4 separate regions of the Homo sapiens genome follow, and regions 1, 3 and 4 are each linked to region 2. A link is a loop called in an ENCODE intact Hi-C map of the cell type or tissue named here. Cell type or tissue: IMR-90. All regions are shown on one strand. Region 1 has its middle 210 kb from the start of MIR551B. Region 2 has its middle 150 kb from the start of GOLIM4. Region 3 has its middle 130 kb from the start of MIR551B. Region 4 has its middle 84 kb from the start of MIR551B.

Region 1 (2,500 bases), 92 kb after region 2:
AAGAGGGTGATAGGAAGATGTTGTGTTGCTGACTTTGAAGATGAAGGAAGAGAATAACTGGCACCAAAGAACACAGGCAAGCAATAGAAGCTGGGAAAAAAACAACTGAAAAACAAATTCTCCTTTAGAGCCTCCATAAGGAAACTCTGCCTTCCCTGCAGACAGGTTGATTTTAGCTCAGTGAGACCCATTTAGGATTTCTTACCTAAAGAGCTATAAGATAATATACTTTTGTTATTTTAAGCCACTAAGTTTGTGGTGATTTGCTACAACAGCAATGTAAAATTAATATAGTCACTGGCTGTTGAATAAACAATACTTGTAGTATTTGTTTTAAAACTTTTGTTCTGTAAAACAACTGTTAGACCTGTGCAAGTAAACATGTTATTAAGAAAATTTTTCTTGCTATTAATGTCATACGAATTAAGTGGCTTAAAGTGTATTTTGAGCTAAGTATTTCTATGGGTGACATTGTAATTTAAAAATCAGATAATTTAGAAATATTTGAACTGTGACAGATTATCTTATAGTGGATTAGGACATATTTCCTTTGCATTCTTAATCCAAACACTATGAAAGCACTTTGGTATTTTTTAGTGGGTACATTTCAATGTTTGACGAGTTGGCTTACATCTTGTTTACAGGCGCTGGAGTTAATTTTTCATGAGTGATAAATTGTCAGTTAACATGAGCTTTTGCAAGTGAAATTTGAAACTCTACTAAATGTTGAGTGTAATATTGAAGTGTATTAGGTCAAATGGCTAAACACAAGCAATGCATTGGCACTGATTCAACATCCTAATGATCCAACTGCATTCCTTTGCATGAAAAGTATTTATAGTAGTTTAATTCATAGTATTCTTTAGCTCTGAGTTTTGTTTAAGAAGGCTAGTGAAGTTAATTATGTTGTCTAGAAATGGAAAAAGAAATCCACCAACAACCCCTAAGAATGCTGCTAATGTTGATATGATTGAATTCATAGTAGAGGCAGCTGGATTTAATTATCAGTTTGCAATGTTGCGGTTTCAGCAGCAGTTGCTGAGGAATGGATAATGCAAGTAGCCTTCAAAGCCACTCACATTAGAGATAAAAACCTTGTCATTGAGTCAGACAGCTGACTGAACAAGTATTAAAATGAACAAAGATTTCCCAAGGGAAGTTGCAGACTAAGGTTTGGTTTTGTCTCCTTGGCTTCAATTCAAATATGTCAGACATATAGGATTTTTCTCTTTTCTAACTCAAAATGTTGGCCATTCTTAGCATTAGAGGTGGGTTTGGGGAGAGGTTGAGAGTGGGGGCATTTAGTGGCAATTATATAAATCTTTGGTTAGCTAATTACTCCACTCTTTATTCAGCTCATTTATGGGGAGAAATGTAGAAGAGAATCCCTAGGTTCTAATTATTTTAGCAGTGTTACCTAAGTATCAACTTAAGTACTTTTGCAGCTGTGACTGAGTTTGCTAAAAGCAACAGTGGTGACTGGTAGCAGAAATCAAATATTTTCCCTGTAAATCAGGTTTACTCAACAGCAGCACTATTGACATTTTGAACCAGATAATTCTCTGTTGGGGAAGGGCGGGGGCTGTCCTTTGCATTATGGTCAGCAGAATTTCTAGCCTCTGTGTGTGGAATGCTAGAGCACTCCCTCTCCATTGTGAAGACTAAAAATGTCTCTAGATATTGCCAGAAGTCCACTGGGGGAGAGGGTGCAAAATTCTCCTCACTGAGAATCACTGCTATAAGTCTGAGAGGAAATATGCAAGTTACTTTTGGAAGGTACAGGTTTCTCATTCTAACGAGCTCTTGGTGTTTTCACCTTACTGTTCCATAAAAATGGCAGTTCCTGTGCTTAGTGCTTAGTATCCTCAAGAGAATGGAATACTTGCAGGAAATACTAACATCTTAGTGTTTAAGTGGGTGTGTAACCACACAGACACTCCTGACCTTTATACATCAGCTTTGTTTGCTTTTACAAATAATATCTTTATGATATTTTAGAGAGAACATTCAGAAGCATAACATCTCTCAACATAAATTCTATAGTTGGAGCTGCTTCTCTGCACAGCAGTACTTCATCCTGTAGGAAGCAGCCCTTTAGCAACATAAGATATGAAACAGCAGGATGCAATAAGAAAGGAATGAATCTTTAATGAATAGTTTTTAATAGAAGTCACATTGTTTTAATAATGGGGAAGATAACATGGTATTAGTGCTGGCAATTAATTAAGGAATTCTTGCCAAGATAATTGGTAATCATTTTCTTAATTTCTTTGTGTGATTCAATAAATACATTTTGTGGGTTTTTTTTTTTTGAGTGTGATAACATTAGCTGACTGAATTATAGCTCTCTTTGCACGAAGATTAGAGTTACCAAAATGTTCAGGGAATTTGTCCTGCATTATGTTGACTAATATATCTAAAGAATAGTTAAAGATTTGCCTGTTTTTAAAAGTATGATGCAAAATAAAACACGGGTAGCAGAAATCAAATATTTTCTCTG
Region 2 (2,500 bases):
GGGCAGAGGCACAGCCTACGGCCTGAGCTGCTGGCGACTGCATCGCGCTTGGCCGTGCGTCCCAGGCTGCGCTGGCCAGCACCGCAGCCAGAGAGCTTCCCGCTCCGAGCAGGAGCGGACGCTGTTCGTCTCTGGAGGGGCCATGGTGCTCGCGACTGGCTGTTCCTCCTTATATTTGGGGGAAAGGAGCTGGTTTGAAGGAAAGGAGGGATTAAGTTTGTAAAAGCGTTGGCTCCTCCTTATAACTCTGGTGCCTAAAGGGGGTGAGATGATAGCCAAATAAAACGAAGAGAGATGACCCCGTTTTGAGTGAGGAGGATTTCTGGATGAGCCGGCGATATGTCCTGCAACTGTCGATTTGGCAGATTTGACTCAATCAACTGACAATTGGTTCCCACTTCAAACACACCTCCCTCAGCCTAGTGCTCTAACCGACTCCCCAGACTCGGGGTGGGGACCAAGCAGAACAAGAGAATCAAAAGTCAGCCTTCTTTTGGTCTCTGCTCGTGCACAACTGGTTTGGTTCTGAGCAGGCTGATGTTTGAGAGGAAAAGCCAGGACTGCTTGGGCTCTTTGGCGGGATTTGAGTGTGTATGCTGGGAGGGGGGCGGGTAGGAAGAGGTGGGAGCAGAGTTAGGCTGAGTACTGAGCGAAGCCCCTTATTTTGCGTCCCAGCTGCCCTTCCAGCCCCCAGCGCCCAGCCCCCGCCGCGGCTGGGTGAAGAGGAGGGGTCGAGGAGGGCGCAGGGCGTGGGGGACGCCCAGCAGCGCCTCAAGCCCGTGGTGGCGGCGGGGCTGTCTCTTTAAGCGCTCCGGAGGGGCTGGGGCGGGAGGGCGGCGAGCGCGTTTCCATGGCACCGGGGCTGCGGGGGCTGCTGGGCCACTGGGCTCACTCGGTTTCAGTTGCTCCCGGCGGAGCAGGGGCATGCAGCTCAGCGGCCACCGAGCCTCTGGGGCTCGCCCGGCCGCTCCTCGCGCTCCCAGACGCCTGTGACGCCTGTTGGGGCCAAGCTGCTGCCGTTCCCTCCGCAGACAGACGCGCCGCGCCAGCCTCACGAGCCCTGCACCAACTTCTGCCCGACAAGCCCAACTTCTGCGCCGGGTTCGGACTTGCGGAGCCGGAACGGCGCACCGCGCGCAGCCCGGGCGGCGGCCAGGGCGGATCAGCCTCGCCGAGATGTCCTCGCGACTGTGGCTCTGGTGCTTCTGCCTGGGCGGTTGCCGGCTGGCCGCCAGGAAGCGCCCTACAGCTCCGGCTGGGCATGTAAGTGGCGCCCGCGCGCTCCGGAACGCTTGGAGAGAGCAGACAACAGTATGCCCCGCCCCACCTCGGACCTGGTGCGGACACCGCGGCCCGAGCCCGGGAAGGGATGGGGGGCAGGAGGTGGGGACAGACACCTGCGGGGGCTGCGGGCTGTCCCGGGCGGAGCGCGGCGGAACGCAGTCCCCAGCTAGTCCTTGGGGAGCGCCAGCCCGGGAGCGGAGACCGCGACCGGGGCGGGTGTGCTCTCCACCCGGTACTTCCTCAGCGCCTGACAGATTTTTGTCCCCCGCCCCCAGGTTTGGGTGTGTGCGCGCGTGGTATGTGTGTGTTTTCGTTATTTTTCTGTTTTAAGAGTAATTGGCTAATGACTACCACTTTGTGACAGGGTTGTGAATGAAATCCTGTCGAACACCGAGTTTGACATTTTTTTCTTTGTAGAGACCAATGAGTTCGTGCACATGTATTCTTTCTTTTTTTGGGGGAAGTATCGCCGAGTCGGACGGAGTGGTTTATTCCACAGGTTTGACCAGAGGCAAATCCTGGCTCGTCTGCCGAAGTGAGGAGCTGGGGAGATGAGTATATGAAGGATTGAGTGCTCGGCCACTTAGCTGCTAGTCCCCTTATTAGAGAACTGAAGAGTTAGTAGGAAGGTGACTCAAACGCATCGTCTCAGGATGGGCATGGTTTCATTCCGGATTAGAAATCATGAAAGCTAGGAGATAATTCTTGTCACCGTGTCAACCATTAGCGAGGAGCTCACGGGAAGTCTAAGTCTTTACAAATTGCCTAGTCCTCTTGACTGGCTGGAGAAGTTTCACCTGAATTCTGTAGCCTCAGCGGAATCATCATCGAACCACCTGAGAGAGAAAACAGATCTAATTCTGCTTTTCGATTTCTGCTCCTGGGCGGTTATGAATAGACACCAGAATATTTTGAACATGTAAACATTTTTGCCATTTTGCTCCTACTCTGCTTCACCTTTGCCTTTCTGAAATGTGAATACTTTATTATAGAAAAATGGCTTAGATAAGTACACAAAGCCATCCATAGATCTCTGAGGCTTTACTTTTTCCTGTAAGAAAAATTCGATTTCAGGGTTCAAATTACATTTCCATATTTCATTTCTTTCATGTGAGATTCAATCTTGACACATGGCCAGGGTGTCAGTGGCATCTCAGAACTTCTTGCCTACATAGTTTGTAGATATGTATTTGGCAAAAATGCCACGTTTCTGGGT
Region 3 (2,500 bases), 170 kb after region 2:
TAGGAGTTCATGCATTACATTGACTTCTCTCGGGTTTTCTTGGGCTACAGAATCATGGATGATATGATAAAATAAGATGTTAATTTATATTCCTTTCATTCTATGCCCCTCAATCCCCTCAACAGTTGGGTAAAGCTCTCATGTGCATAAAAGTCAGTTGGAGGGCTATTTAGAAAATGTTCAGTCCAGGCTCTGATTTTTGAGATTTTGGAGTTTGGTGAAGCATTCTGAAATCTAAATCCTGAAAATAAAGGTCCTGAAATTTGTGTTTTTTTCAAAAGCATCTCCAGTTATTTATAATAAAGATATATATGTGTAACGCTTTGAGAAGCATGCTCTCATAGTTAATGGTAAATTAATTTAGATGATCCTCTCTTCATTCTCGGCACTCCTCAGTTCAAGTTTCCTTTTTCTTCAAGAATCCATAGAACTAGAAAATTTTTCCCCCACAGAAATTATCTTTTGTTGCAAATCAAAAACACTATCTTTGGCCCAGTTTGAGCTAGATGGAAATTTCAAAAAATATATATCTTTACATAGAAATATACTTATTTCCAGAGGTTTCCATAGATTTCACATTATGGAGGCAAGCTAAGTGCTTCAAAGTACCCTTCATCACCCATTGAATCCAATCATGGCTGGGCTGCTCAGTGGCAAATAGCATTCCTCCTGCAATTCTGCTTAGTTTTGAAGGCTACCAAGACACAATTCACAATGTTGTTTTTCTTCTGGAAAACAAACAACAGAAAACACAGAAGATCTATTCATATTTTAAATGGTTGACTTGGTAATACGTTCAGAGGGAAGAAGATAACATATGATAATATCGTTAATAGATGACACAAACATTTGTGATAATGGCCCAGCACGTTGTACAGAGTAATGTGGATGGTTGGATGGTGTGAGTGGAAGTGTGTCAGCTGGCTTTTAGCCCACTGGCAAAATGTTTGGACAATTTGTGTTGGATAACTTGGTGGTGGATTTAAGAGAATTTGTTTTCCTTCACAAATGAAATGATGTATGCAGGATTTGATATGTAATTCTTTGAGTAAGAGATAATTGCTGTACACACTAACCAACTATTTGCATTTAGTTAGCAACAGTTTCTACTGAACTTTATCTCATGTTTCCTTAAGTAAATGTTTGGAAGTATGTTTGTCTTATTTAGTAACTTTAAAAAAATTTTACCACATCTCAATGCTTCTCAAAGGTTATCTAAATATCTACTCAAGGAAAACATTCTTTAGTTACTCAGCATCACAGGCTTCAGTTTTCTCATATGTATGACGGCTTGTAATGCATAATATTCTTACCAGCCCTGACATGCAGTAGTAGTTATTTATATGGTATTGTATTGTGTATTTTAGAACTACATTCAATTACAATTCAGTCTGTATTCATTTTAGGAAGGATGCATGGGAATGTGTTCTGAAGCAGGGCCTCTCAAAGCCAAGTCCTTAAACCACATACCTTAGACTAATCTTGGATGCTGGCAGAAAATGCAGATTCCTTGGTTCTGTGGACTGAATTGTCTCCCTTCTTCAAATTCATACATTGAATTCCTAAGCTCCAATGTGTCTGTTTTTGAAGGTAGGGATTTTAGGAGATAAGTTTAAATGAGCTCATAAAGGTTCATTCTAATCCAATGCAATTGGTGGCCTTTATAAGAAGACAAAAAGCGTTCTCTTTCTCTGTCTCTTTCTCCACACCTGTGCACACTGAGAAAAGGCCATGTGAGGATGCAGCAAGAAAGTGGTTGCCTGCAAGCCTAGAAGACAGCCCTCACATTCAAAATCCAACCATGCTGCCATTCCGATCTTGCAATTCCAGCCTCCAGAACGGTGAGAAAATAAATAAATTTCTGTTGTGTAGGCCACTCGAGCTATGGTATTTTGTTATGACAGCCCAAACTAAGACAGATTTTGGCACCAAAAAGCAGGGTTGCTGCTGTAACAAATACCTAAAAATATGAAAGCAGCTTTGGATCTGGGTAATGGTAGGCTAGAAGAGTTTTGAGGTACACTCTGGAAATACGGATGTTAAAGGTGATTCTGGTGAAACATCAAGGAAAAAAAGGAAATATGGAGAGAAGCTTCCATGTTCTTAGAGAATACACAAATAATCATGAACAAATGATAGAAATATGGACCTTACAGGCCATTCTAGTGAGATCTCAGATAGAAAAAAACTTATTGGAACCTGGAAGAAAGGCAATCCTTGTGATAAAGGTGGCAAAGAACTTGGCTGAGCTTTGTTCTAGTGGTTTTTTTGAAAGGTGGAACTTGCCAGTGATGAAATTGAATATTTATCAGAGGAGATTTCTAAGCAAAGTATTGAAAGTGTGGCTTGGGCCCTCCTTACTGCTTATAGTAAAATGCAAAATAAGAGAGGTGTATTGAAGAAGGAATTGTTAAGCAAAAGAAAATTAAACCTTAAAGATTTGGAAAATTCTATCCTATCCATAATGTAAAAATTGAGAAAGCCTGTTCAGAAGAAAACA
Region 4 (2,500 bases), 220 kb after region 2:
TCATATATAGGTTGAGTATCTCTTATCCAGAATGCTTGGGGCCAGAAATGCCTCTGATTTCAGATTTTTTGGATTTTGAAATATTTGTATATACATAATGAGGTACCTTGGGGATAGAAACCAAATCTAAACACAAAAATTATTTATGTTTCCTATATATTTTATACACATAGCTGAAGGCAATTTTATGTGATATTTCAAAAAATGTGTGCATGAAACAAAATTTGTATACAGTTAACCAACAGAAAGCAACGTCACTGTCTCGGCCACCCAGGTTTTTTGGCATCACTGTAATTCATGATTCTTAATTCATCTTCAGATAAGCAATCATTTTCTTACACTTATTAACCCATTAAATATTTAACAGTAAAACATATAGCATACCATTAATACAAGTGAAAAAATAATGTGTTCAGGGTAACTAAGCAGCACAGTAGCATCACCAAAATACCTTATCAGCTGTTAAACAACAGTGATGGCAAACAAGGGTAGCCTTTCAGTCTTCATCTGCAATGATGTGTTTTGATTAAAAGGTTACTGTACACTGTATTGTAACCCCCTTGGGGACACTGAATAAACTGTGTGTTGTGCACCTGTGTTTTCAATGAGACACATCACATGAGATCAGGTGTGGAATTTTTTACTTGTGGCACAAGGTCAGTGCTCATAAAGGTTTGGATTTGGGGACATTTTGGATTTTTGAATTAGAGATGCTCAACATGTATATGATATTGATGTATATATGTATCAAATGTGACATTGTATATTTATATATATATGACAATTATATATTCAATGACAATTCAGTTACACATATAGAAACTAATCTTATGGCGTGAAAAGAAAAAGCAGAATGTAAAACTGAAAGTAAATACGACACATTTATACATGCATTCTCATATGCCATCAGCCTCACTTGCCTAGGTCTTTATAATGTGATTATATGTTATTTCTACACACCAGCCAACCTGCCAGAAGGGCCCTTAAAGGTCTCTGAGTTATCTTTAAGAGTTTCTCATAGGGCAGTCTACCCACGCTCTGTAACAGGTTCTTCTTTGGCCTTTGTTGTGGACATTGTGTCTTGACCTCACTGTTGATGGACCTTGTGAGTTCTCCAGTCTTCAGAGACTCGCTGCCATCTACTGGTTATTGTTACCAGTTCTGCTCCTCTAGTCTTGGAGTTGGGTCCCGACTCTCACCAATACCCACAACATAATCATTCCAGATTTTAATAAGGCCTGGGAATAGTAGAACTACAGCACAAATTTGTTTCTATCAATGGCGGCTCCTTGTATTTAAAGCCTAAATATTACCTCATATCTGCTTTCTCACGAGGTCCCCATATACTAAACTAGTTCAACTTCCAGAAACAGTTTCTAGAAAGGTTCATATCTAAAGTCTGAACCCAAATGTACTACAGTTACAGAGAGAGGAGGAAGACATTTATGTGCCTGAAGTCCAGCGCCCATGAATATCCTGATCCAGGATGCAGGATGGTGGAAACATTTATCTCCTGCATAGGATATTTTCTCTCATAAGGAAAATGCATGGATTCCCATAACCTCCATAATTATAATATTTATGCTACTCTTTGCAAAGCCTACATCATTCAGTTTTAAATATTTTACTGTGGATGCAGCCCCATCCAGGTTGTGATCCCCTGGATTATAAAGTTAAGGTTTGATTAGGGTGACATGTCCTTCTGCCATGAGTGAATTCTTAATTTTTTAGTGACCAAATGCTTATATGATAGCACAGCATGCACTGAAGAATAAAAATGAATTTTATCATAGGGTAATCCAAATGTGGATTTGAGGAACAAAATATTTTCTAACTCTGTAAATGACAATCCTACCAAAAGAGCCAATTTATAACACTGCAAAAAACCACTAACACCTCAATCTGAAGCAAGTTTTCCCAGTAAAAGTACCAGCCAAATGCCTGATTAACTAAAAGATTTGCAAAAGTGGCCCTTTGTAGAAGGAAAATTCCCTTAAGGGAAATTTCTAGACTCAAAAACTGCTTACCATCCCCAAAATGATGTTATTCAAAATGAAACAATTTAAATTGCTCTCTTCAATGGTCATATGTGAACAGTGATTATCACTGGGTGATGAGATTTGCTTTTTAAACAATTTTCTATGTTTTAAAAATTTTCTATATTGAATGTGTATTATTAAAAATAAAATAGTTTTAAGAAGTCTATATTGGAGCTTATTTACCGTAATATATTGTAAATGAGTAATATAGCTGTTTGCCAAACTAGCTTATTAGTGGCTTGAACACCACTGACTTGATAAAGTTTTATTTTAAATGAAAAATTCTCATTCTGAAGAAAACCTGATGCTTCTATTAGTCGCATGATGATTACATCTGTAAGGATTCCAGTCAGAATTTATAGCAGTCAATAAACAAGCTCAAAACTCCTAAAAAGTAACGGATGAGATTGAATCTCATTTTCCCCTACTTAAATTAGAACATTATTAACTCTGTGTTGTTT

What was found. Hi-C counts contacts between places; a loop is a spot of excess contacts. Peaks named below come from ENCODE experiments on the same cell type or tissue, not always from the same donor. Only the 100,000 strongest peaks of a DNase experiment are listed, where the experiment ranks them.
Region 1: a loop joins it to region 2, with 4 times the contacts of the local background. A loop is called at or near these places in 2 of 110 quality-filtered maps.
Region 3: a loop joins it to region 2, with 5 times the contacts of the local background. A loop is called at or near these places in 4 of 110 quality-filtered maps.
Region 4: a loop joins it to region 2, with 5 times the contacts of the local background. A loop is called at or near these places in 6 of 110 quality-filtered maps.

What each region holds. Positions count from the first base shown.
Region 1 is chr3:168,340,618-168,343,117 of GRCh38, forward strand. It overlaps the pseudogene EGFEM1P. Among named protein-coding and RNA genes, the nearest start is that of MIR551B, 210 kb to the right of the region's middle. In IMR-90, no CTCF peak of the experiment used is centred here; a DNase peak (open chromatin) is centred at 1,044; H3K27ac peaks cover 550 bases.
Region 2 is chr3:168,248,765-168,251,264 of GRCh38, forward strand. It overlaps the pseudogene EGFEM1P. Among named protein-coding and RNA genes, the nearest start is that of GOLIM4, 150 kb to the left of the region's middle. RefSeq lists silencers at 547-636, 1,307-1,636 and an enhancer at 977-1,176. In IMR-90, a CTCF peak has its summit at 1,226; a DNase peak (open chromatin) is centred at 1,107; H3K4me3 peaks cover 2,168 bases; H3K27ac peaks cover 1,053 bases; H3K27me3 peaks cover 192 bases.
Region 3 is chr3:168,423,322-168,425,821 of GRCh38, forward strand. It overlaps the pseudogene EGFEM1P. Among named protein-coding and RNA genes, the nearest start is that of MIR551B, 130 kb to the right of the region's middle. In IMR-90, no CTCF peak of the experiment used is centred here; a DNase peak (open chromatin) is centred at 1,220; H3K27ac peaks cover 599 bases.
Region 4 is chr3:168,466,395-168,468,894 of GRCh38, forward strand. It overlaps the pseudogene EGFEM1P. Among named protein-coding and RNA genes, the nearest start is that of MIR551B, 84 kb to the right of the region's middle. In IMR-90, a CTCF peak has its summit at 1,124 (motif pointing left); no DNase peak of the experiment used is centred here.